Linked DNA regions of Mus musculus: regions 2 and 3 are each linked to region 1. The links are chromatin contacts, found by POLR2A ChIA-PET in ENCODE. All regions are on one chromosome and are shown on one strand. The core of a region is the stretch at or near the end of the contact, and the rest is flanking DNA. Distances in the headings are between cores, read along the strand shown.

Region 1 (3,423 bases), core at 432-2,931:
TCATTCTCTTCCTTTAGGGTCGGAGGCTGAAGGAGCAGCAGGAGGTAGCCGCAGCGGTGATCCAACGTTGTTATCGGAAGTACAAGCAGGTTAGAGCATTTTCTCAAAAGTATACCAACACGCGTCCACCTAACCTATCTATCTCTGTGCTATGAGAGCCCTAACGTCCCCTCTCTTTCCACAAGCTGACCTGGATTGCACTTAAGGTATTAGGCATGAGATCTGGGTGTGAGTAGTCTGATTCAGCCGTGGGTGGGTCAGAGAACGGGCTCTACATCAGCCTAATTGAAGGGTGACCTTCAGAGGTTTGGATTTCTGTCTCTCCATTTCAGCTCCTGTCCCCCCTCTCCTTCCCTGCAGTTTGCACTCTATAAGAAAATGACTCAGGCGGCCATCCTGATTCAGAGCAAGTTCCGAAGCTACTATGAACAGAAGCGGTTTCAGCAGAGCCGCCGAGCAGCGGTGCTTATCCAGCAGCACTACCGCTCCTACCGCCGCAGGCCGGGGCCTCCTCACCGGCCCTCAGGCCCCCTTCCTGCTCGAAACAAGTAGGGACCACCCCTTCCTGCCCCTATACAGCCCTCAGTTTACCTCTTTGTTAATGCCCACTACCTCTATCGGCCCTCCAGCCTTTCCCTACAATGGTCTTAAAGTGGGGACTCTTCTTTCCCACCAGGGGCACCTTTCTCACCAAGAAGCAAGACCAGGCAGCCCGGAAAATAATGAGGTTCCTGCGGCGCTGCCGACACAGGTTCTAACCCCATCCTTACCTCTCTGCCCTGACACCTTTTCTGATCCATCAGTCTCCTCTGACTTGGCTCTGTCTCTCCGCAGAATGAGGGAACTGAAGCAGAACCAGGAGCTGGAGGGGCTGCCCCAGCCAGGACTGGCCACCTGACCTCTCCAACGCCTTTCTTCAAAACCCTGGGAGCCCCTTCTGGCTGTCTAAACAAGGAGAGGGCTTTCGGGACTAGGGGAGCCCCCTGTCGGCAGCTCTTCACCCCTTCACCTTTTTGGGAGCCCTTCGTAGAACCCCCGCCCCCAGGCCTTACACGTTTCCTCCCTTCTGGTTGTGCCTCCTCTTTTGGTCTCCGGCTCCAGAAGACCCACGCCCCACATATCTGCATCTTCAGCTGTGACCTCCGGAGCCCTGCCTGCACCTTCTCCATATCCCCGTTCCTGCCTGCACCTGACTCGGACCTTCCTGACTTGCCTTATTTATTTGTTCGAGAGTCTCTGATGAATGTATCCGCCTCGGTCCCCACCGCTGCCTTCGCTGCGCGCGCCCTCGTGTTTCAGGGGTGACTGCCCCCACCTTGACTCCGCATGTTTGCGTCTGTTTCCTCCTTTCCTGGCCCTGTCTTCCCCATCACCCTGACTCTCTGGTCGCCCACGTAGGGGCCAAAGAGGAGGGGGTGTACATAGGATCGCGAGGCGGAGTCCCGCTCCCGTGGGGAGGGGTGTGTACATAACTGTAACATACAGAGTATAGTGAAGAATCTATTTAAGGCGCTGCGCGGCCGGGCGTCTGATTCCCTGGCGCGGCGGGAGCCCCCGGCTGGCTCCACGAGCACTTTCTACTTGTGCATGGGCTTGGTTTATACGAATTGCCATTAAACGTCTCTGCACCAGCTAGCCTCCGGCCTCTCTCTGCTGGGGGCGGGGTAGGAAGGTCGCCACGCAAGTCGCCGGCCTCATCTCGCTGCCTTAAGCGGGGCGGAGCAGCGCGGTTTTTCGCTTCCGACGTGTTTCCGGCCTTAAAGGCATTTCGTCCTTCCCTTTAAGACGCACCGCCCCCTCTCACTCATTCCCAAGATGGCGGACCTACTGGGCTCCATCCTGAGCTCCATGGAGAAACCACCCAGCCTCGGTGACCAGGAGAGTCGGCGCAAGGCCCGAGGTGAGGATCCCAGATTCACAACCGCGTATCTTCGCCCGATTCTTGGGACCACACTCTTCCCTCTTTGAATAATGCCACCTCCTACCCTAACAGACCCCCCACAGGCCACTTCTGAGACCCTCAGAGTCCCTAAAAGGCCTGTCGGCCCGCCCGCTGTCTTTTGCAAACAATGATTGGCTACCTCAGCCTGCCTTCTACCTCCAGTCTCTTCTTCCTATCCTCGCCTTTTACAGTCCTTGTTTGCGATTGGTCAACGGGCCTGCCTGTCTGCTGTTGGTGAGCTCTGATTAGTAGGATGCCTTTCTTCCGATTGGAGGATGTCGTATCCATCGCCTCGGTCCCGCGAATCTCCAGTTCTATTACGATTGAGTTTAGGGCACGCCCATCCACCCGTCTGTTCCCCTCTATTGGCTAGCTCAGCCAAAAGCTCTACCTTTAAAGTGTTACCTTTTCTGACCGACCTCAGCCTCAGCTCCTCCCATTGGTTGGCTGGATCCTCCTATCTTTATGCCCCTTCTTGAGTTGACCCAGTCCCTCATACCTTCCACCGCCCTTTCCTAACTATAGCCTTAAATTCCTGTGCTGCCCAACTAGATCGTGATGTTGATTGGAGAGATGAGAATGCCCCGCAGGCTCCGATTCGCCATCTCTCCTTCCCAGCCCCCGCGCTGAGTAGCTAACCAGAAAGCTCGCTGGGGTTTGGCAGCCAGGGTAGGGTGCGGCCCGAAGTGGCCTGCCCTGTATTGGCTTGGAGCGCATGTGAAGGACTTTATAGAAAGGATAGCCTTAGGTGCATCCAGCTCCCAACCACGTGAGCCTTGGTCGTGGATAAGTCTCCTACCCGCACCTACTACCCATCTGCTCAAAGGAGGCAAGACAGGATGCTTTCAGAATGTTCAAAGACTGTTAAATATCTGTACTCCCTTATTTACAAAACTTGTGAAGCCAAAGATGCTCATCAAGGAGATTATAGACCATGTCTGGGACGTTTATTAATGATCATACGGAATTTTAATAACCAATTAATATACATGTGTAGGAAAGATTAATTGGGAGTCCCAGGCTTGTCTGAAATGAGCCGAGCAACAAAGAATAGGTAACTCAGTAAAGGGAGTGCAGTCTGTTCGAAAGCTATGGGAAAGCAGAGCTTAATAGGAAACAGGAGTTAGAGTTACTTAATGTTCAGCTGAGTAATAGGTGTGCTCCCATCAGCCGTCAGAATAGGAGGCTTTAGCCACTTGCCTCGGGTCTCAGGTTACTAAGCTGAATTTGGAACCCAGATGTGAGCTCGTAGCCTCAGTGTTCTTATGCTACCTCCCAAGATGCAGAAAACACTGGAAAAGCAATCAGAACACAATGAAAGGCCAAGATAGTGAAGTCAGACAGACGAGAGCTTCTAGTTTGTCAGGTCTTGGACTCTGACGTCTAACTGGACAGGTGAGCAGGGTCAACCCTCCAGCAGCTCATAGCCTGGTAAGGGAGACAGGGGGAAAAACAAAACAAAAAACCCCACGTCTTTAGCA
Region 2 (3,423 bases), core at 577-3,076, 350 kb before region 1:
GTGTCCATGTCTTCACTCACCTTGGTTATGAGACTAATTCATTCCTCACTACTCTAACACAATGACAAAGTCATCTAAGTAGGGCGATGTGGTTATTTAGTTATCCCACCAAAGGACGCAACCTTAGCATCATCTGTTCTTGTATAATCAACGTTACAAGTTTGAGTTTATAAGGATATTTTTTTTGCTCCTAACTGATGGGTTAGAAAACTGGTTTTGCATATGTAGAACTATGCAAGAAAAACATCCTTTATATTTCAAACTAGGGTCTCAAAACAGGTCTTCATTTTCACTTTAACTGCTAGGAGCCTTGGAGGTATTAATTGATCTTCTAATCATAACAGATGGATGATGGAGATTTTTCTATACTAACTTCTGGGGGACTTGTTACTTTATTTGCATGTATAATGTCACTAAAGATTGCCAAAACATTCTCAGAATATCTAAGCTGTTTTACACTCACTTGGAGTAGACCAGAACTTCTTGTATCTACCAATACTCTAACTTTTGTGAATTTGGTAGTCATAAACTTGTTTTTCTTCCCTATAGAGCTAAGAGTATTCCCAGGGCCTTTGTACATACCAGTACGCACTCTAGCACGAGATTCCCAGACCCACACTGTATTTTGAAGACTAAGACCATATGGCTTCGCATACTGTTTGGACACTGAAACTACCTCCACCTTCCACCTTCACATATGTTGTTTCTATTGAGATGACTTTCCTAAAGACTGTATTTTCATTATCTGAATAGATTGGTCATCTGTTACAAATTACCCAATCAACTGACCACTTGCACCCTATAATTCTCTTAAGTTTGCACTCTAACTTTGCCTCCAAGTTTTCACCATTCCTGGATTGATGCGCCATGATTACATAACCAAATACCTACATCCAAACTTCCAGTTTTGAGAAAAGTTCCAATGTTGCCTTTTCTCTGTTGGACACTGCCAATGCTATAATGAGGCAGTAGCTATAAAGATGCAGTTTTACCAACAAGTTGCTAAGACCACTCCCCAGTGTTTGCTCCCATTCTACGTTGTCCACACTGGCCTAGAACTTCAGGATGGAACAAATCCTCTGGCTTCAGCCTTCAGAGTGGCTAGGAGCCACAGGTCGGTTCAACTACTTTCAGCTTTCTAGTCTTCCTTCTAAATGCCATTCTCTCCAACTTTTTACTTGGTTCCTACCAGTCTTGACGGTCGCATTTTTTTGTCCCACAATTTTTAAAGCTTCTTTATAACTTACTGAACACGTCTGCCACGGTCAGGATAGTCTTTGCTCCAGCCCAATCTAATTCTATTTTCTTTCCTTCAAGTAAGCATGCAGTAGGCGCAGATTCCAGAGCCAGTTCGAATACACATCCCTGAAGAACCGCCTCCGCTTTCCCTTCATCTACCGTCTCTTCTCTGCTAGATTAGAGTTCCTGCGGCTGAAGATAAACATGAGAGGTCCTCACACCGTCTCGACGAATGTAATGGACTTCAGAGCCTACGACCGCCACAGACAAGGCCCAGAAACCGCAGAACGGGAAGCGCTTCCTTCAGCTCCAGCTCCCGTACTACCCCGCGGCCGCGATGCATGCCGGGAACTCTAGGTCTCCGTACCCAGGCCGGCCAGACCGGAGGGATTCCCTACAGAACGCTCCGCCGCCCCGACGCCACTCCTCGGTCCCGCCCTTTCCGCTCCTCCTCGGAGAGCACACAGCCCCTACCGAAGCGATCCCGGGAGTGATGGATTCCGCCCCACACCGGCTTCCCGCCACTTCCTTCAAGCTACACTCAGCGGCTGGAAGAAGGCGGTAACACCGGCTCCTCCGAATCGACTGAGACCTGCCTCTGCGAACGAACGCCAAGGCGGGCTGGATCGCACTCCTGATTGGCTAGCCGTGGGTCAAAAGGAGCCACTGCGATTGGTAAAAGGAAGGCGACAAGGAGGGAAAGCTAGCTGTGGCCGGCAGGGATTGGCGGACGGAACTGGTCCTTCTCTCTGCGTTGGTAGGCGGAGAAGTAAGGATGGACCGACGCAGAGGCGCAACTCTTGATTGGTGGGTGAGCGGCCCCAAGGCGCCAGCGATTGGTGGCTGTCCGAGTACGCAGCGCTGATTGGACAGGAGTGGGTAGGCTGAAGGCCAGCTTTGAGTCCGCCCCGCCGCCTGGCATACTGGCGGAAGGGGAAGGGGGGCAGGCGCGGTGGGAAAGATGGCGTACCAGAGCCTCCGGCTGGAGTACCTGCAGATCCCGCCGGTCAGCCGCGCCTATACTACCGCCTGCGTCCTCACCACCGCGGCCGTGGTGAGCAGCTGTGGCGCCACATCCTCTTTTTCCAGGCTAGCTATGACTGCGTCTTCAGAAAACGGGTTTGGGCCGCGGAGAAGCCCAGTGGGTCTGGTCCCAGGGGTGGGTGGAGACATCCGGAGCTGACTCTAGGGTTTGGGATATTCCCAAGGGTGCCAAGCCAGTGACCTGAGAAGGGTGTGCCCCTTCGTGAAGGGCCAGGTCAGTTTCAGACAAATGAAATCCAGACCTGTAGTGAATCAGAAGTGCGGGAGCCGCCCACCCAAAAATGTGTCTGAGAGGTCCAGGTGACTAGTGGGAGTGAGGTCCGCTAGGTTCACAGACTATTATATTGAGTATAGAAATCTCGAGCTATCTGGAAACATCTTTCAAAAGACGGCCTATGGATATAAGTGTCTGGCCGCTTGTACCTATCCCTAATGGTAGCAGGGTCTTAGTTAAACCCCTTATTCCGAGTTGTCTCACCTAGCTGAGGTGGTGACCACGTGACGCACAGATTTGTAAAAGATGCTGTTGGCTTGTCTCTAAAATATGCTCACCCGCCTGCCTTATAGCATCCTCAAATATTGCAACATCAAACTGACATTGTGTGTTTATACAAAACGGTTGTGCAAATTCTAAAGAATCTCTTACCAGCTGTCACAAGCAAGACAGAAATGTATTCCAAGGGACAGAAATGATTAGATCTACTCATCCTTCGTGGTTCATGATGAAATTTTGTTTTGCGGTTGATCGGCTTCAAGAAGCTCTTTTTCCATTTCAGCAGTTGGAATTGATCACACCTTTTCAGTTATACTTCAATCCTGAATTAATTTTTAAACATTTTCAAGTAAGTGGTCTATATAGCAACTGTGATTAATGTTTTCATTATCTTTTTTTTTTTCGTATCGTTTAGTAAGTAGTAAATCCTGTGAAATAGAGTCTCAAAAAAAATAACCCAGTAGGGGAATCTCTGATTACAGGTCTTTTTGAGATGTAAAGAGGGCATTCCACAGCCTGGTTGGACTCTAGAATGGTTTGAGAGCTGCTAAGTATTTGGGAACTCCTTATATACCAAACTAGAGTTGCCAGGGGGGAGCCAGGTGCAGACAGAGCAAGCAGGAGGATGGCAGGTGCTGGATAAGCTT
Region 3 (3,423 bases), core at 472-2,971, 300 kb before region 1:
AATTAGTCAGTAAAAATATAAGAAAATTCAAGATGCAAAATTTCATAGCCTCAAGTCCTCCACACACAGATGGGTTACATTACACACATTCCTATATTTCATATTTTATCTTATAAGAAGACAGTTGGATACACAGGAACTGTATCCACAGACTAACTTCAGACATTTATATGGCTTCTAAATTCCTGGAATTGTACAAATGGCTATAGTAATGGTCTTCTTGTAAAATAGTACTTTACAACCCTGGTATGGGTTTTTAATTTTTTTTCCTGTGTCTATGTGTGTGCCTGTATGAGTTTATGTGCACCACACCAGTGCTGATGCACACCAGGGCCAGAAGATGGCAATAGACCACTTGGAACTGGAGTTACAGCCATCGGGTCTGCTACTGAAACATAAGGACTCTTGAGCCATCTCTCCACCCCCAACTCGGGACAGTTTTTGTTCCCAAGTGGTTGTCACAGCTCTGCTTGAAGAACTGCTACTGACTGGTGCCATTTAGTAGGTGGAGAGACCAAGGCTGCTGCATCTAAGTGTTCTACATTGTACAGAACCACCTCCCATAATAGAACGTTCTCCTTCGAAACGTCAGCACTCACTGTTGAGAAACACTACTCCACACAACATGTTCAGCATGAAGATTGTTTTTCTGGGTGGTTCTTCTGGAATACACCCACCCTTTTGAGACTGCTGAACAGGGAGATAAGCTGCTTCTTAGAAGGAACTACTTGAGTTCGGAAGAAGGCGGAGCTTAAGTTCAACTCTCCTAACCGTGTCTGATGTTCTTCAGGAGAGAAATAACTTCTATCTCACGTGACGTATACATACGGAGTGCTTCCCTCTGTAACCGAACGTTAGGTGGTGGTGTTGCTACTGCTGTCATGACTCTTAAAATATGAAACAAAGTCGAATCCTAGGATAGCATAACACCTACGCCGGCCAACAGCCCGGGCGGCGGCCGGGACCCAATCCTATAGCAAGAGATCCACCTCGCTGGCCAGGCACACCGGGCACCTGCTCCACAACCAGTGCTGAAGCGAGCACACCGAGGACAGAGGTCCTTGGGAAGATTAGGGAAGTGATGACAACCCAAACTTCACACTCACCTGCCTGAAAGTTTCTTTCCAGTGGGGCGAGCCCACCTGCTTGTACAACAAGCGGTGCGGAGACCCCGAGGACTCTGCCATCTCCTCCCTTAGCGGGAAACAGCGCCCAAATCACCGCCCCTTAGCCGCGCGCAAAGGATTCTGGAAGTTGTAGTCTCGGCGCAGTCTGTCTGTACTTCAGGCCGCCGGGCTTTCTTGGAATTGTATCTAGTTTCTATCCCCTCACAGTGACAGATTTAGGGGAATCCGAGGATAGATGAAGCAGTGACAGTTGAGAAGTAAACACCACCCGGGCTGAGGGAGGTGAATCTTGAGAGAAAGTTCTGGGTTTACCCAGAGGAAGTTGTCCAGTAGACAATCAGACACACATCTCTCATCCTTAACGCTACCCCCTCACTGGCCCAGCAGCAGCCCCAAAGCGATCCTTACACTCCACTCCGCCCCGCCCCGCCCCGCCCACCTTGGCTTCAACCCGCGGCCCTGTCTATCCTCTAGCGATTCTTTCTTATTGGGCCAACTTCTCGAGATTCCTACACTTTGATAGGCTGAAGCTGTGAAGTGCTGGCCGCGGATTGGCTACGCACAGCAGCGGGCTTCGTTTCCTCCCGCCCCTCAATCCTGAGCTGTTAGTTCAAGATGGCGGCTGCCGTGGGGCCCTTGGGCGATGGGGAGCTGTGGCAGAGCTGGCTTCCTAACCACGTCGTGTTCTTGCGGCTCCGCGAGGGCGTAAGAAACCAGAGTCCAGCCGAAGCGGAGAAGCCAGCGGCTTCGACTTCACCCTCGTGCCCGTCTCTGCCGCCGCATTTGCCGACGAGAAACCTGGTCTTCGGCCTCGGAGGGGAACTGTTTCTGTGGGACGCAGAAGGCAGCGCCTTCTTGGTGGTTCGCCTTCGAGGCCCCAGCGGTGGTGGCGTGGAGCCTCCTCTCTCCCAGTATCAGGTGCGCCGGTCCATCGTGAAAGCAATCAGCCTTTTGGTTCGTTGGCGGACCTGGGCTGGCGTCTTTTGGGAACGCCCCACTTCGAGTGGAATGACCCCGCTTTGTAGCTCAATCTGGTCTGGAATCACTATGTAGCCCAGGCTAGCCAGGAACTCCTGCCCCAGTCTCTGAGTGTTGAGATTACGGGTCTAAGTCATTTATAAACACCAAAACAGAGGCTAGGCCTGTGTGTGTGTCCAGCACCTGACATAAACCTAGAGCATGCACAAGCTCCGTAATATCTGTGATTTGCTTCGGTGGGGGTGGAGGGGTTTGTTGAGACAGGGTTAACAGCCCTGGTTGTTCTGGAACGCACTCTGTAGAGCAGGCTGACCTCATTAACAGAGATCTGGAGGATCCTGATCAGAGCTAGGATTAAGCCATGTGCTGCCACTGCCCAGTTCTACAACAGGCATTTAAAGACATGGGCCTACAGATTTAAAAGCAATTAGAAATATTATTATATTCAAAAGAAATCCTTATTTAAAAGGATTTTTGGCTTAGTATAATTCTCCATACTAAGGTAAATAATATATTGATGGTCTCATCATTATTTACGAATAATAAAAAGAAATTAGAAATCTAAAATGGTCATGAGAAAAGAAATAGGAAGTACCAGGGTGAGAGTATTTTTGAGGCTATATGATGCTATGACAAATTATTGAAACTCCCTTAAACTATCACTCTTTTATATTAAGTCCACGTAGATGAAGCAGTACTGCTTGCTGCAAGGCGCTTGAAGGTAATCTAGGGCCTTACCTGTGACCTTGGGTGACCTGGAGCTCAAACAGAGCCACCTGCACCTTATCTGGTGCTGGGAATAAAGGCGTGAACCTTTACACTTGGCCTGAAGCTCTTCCTTTCTCTACAGTACAGTTATAAGATGGTAATCTGTTGATACTTCCGAGTTTATGTATTTACTGGGTATCAAGAGTCTGCTTGAGGCCAGGAACACAGAAGAAAAATCTCAAGTAGCGCCTACTGGGTTATGTCAGGGAAAGTTTAGAATGTTTAAGACCTGTGGTATTACCCAGAGCTGTGGTGTGGAACTACAGAAAACATGCCTTTGTTCCCTGGCCGCAAGATCAGGGGTAATTTCTCCCTTTTTTTTTTTTTTTTTTTAAGTTTTTGTTTTTAAATTTTCTGGGTATGTATGTTTTCCTGCAAATGAGTGCTGCATATAACATCTATGTGCCTGGTGCACACAGATGCTACAGAGCCACCGTGCGGGGGCTGGGAATTGAACCCAGGTCCTCTGGAAGAGTAGCCCTGTGGTTTTTATTTTCAGTTTGTGTGTGTGTTTGGTGAGAGAGAGAGAGAGAGAGAATATGAATATGAA

Evidence for each region. ChIA-PET counts read pairs that join two places held with the same protein, here RNA polymerase II (POLR2A).
Region 2: POLR2A ChIA-PET joins it to region 1 with 38 read pairs in embryonic stem cell. The contact joins the promoter of Mis12 here to the promoter of Spag7 in region 1. POLR2A ChIA-PET finds 5 or more read pairs at or near these places in 3 of 5 experiments (Patski and embryonic stem cell).
Region 3: POLR2A ChIA-PET joins it to region 1 with 15 read pairs in embryonic stem cell. The contact joins the promoter of Nup88 here to the promoter of Spag7 in region 1. POLR2A ChIA-PET finds 5 or more read pairs at or near these places in 3 of 5 experiments (Patski and embryonic stem cell).

The regions. Positions count from the first base shown.
Region 1 is chr11:70,667,674-70,671,096 of GRCm38, reverse strand. Spag7 (sperm associated antigen 7) reads left to right here and starts at 1,681. Exons shown (of 7, transcript NM_172561.3): 1 at 1,681-1,900. The coding sequence starts at 1,816. It overlaps Camta2 (calmodulin binding transcription activator 2), which reads left to right. Exons shown (of 23, transcript NM_001190376.1): 19 at 18-89; 20 at 186-206; 21 at 361-548; 22 at 677-751; 23 at 835-1,634. The coding sequence ends at 898.
Region 2 is chr11:71,018,014-71,021,436 of GRCm38, reverse strand. Mis12 (MIS12 kinetochore complex component) reads right to left here and starts at 1,826. Exons shown (of 3, transcript NM_025993.3): 1 at 1,248-1,826. Derl2 (Der1-like domain family, member 2) reads left to right here and starts at 2,134. Exons shown (of 7, transcript NM_033562.4): 1 at 2,134-2,293; 2 at 3,060-3,125. The coding sequence starts at 2,201.
Region 3 is chr11:70,968,271-70,971,693 of GRCm38, reverse strand. It overlaps Nup88 (nucleoporin 88), which reads left to right and starts at 1,721. Exons shown (of 17, transcript NM_172394.3): 1 at 1,721-2,045. The coding sequence starts at 1,743. It overlaps Rpain (RPA interacting protein), which reads right to left and starts at 1,495. Exons shown (of 7, transcript NM_027186.3): 1 at 1,107-1,495. The coding sequence starts at 1,187.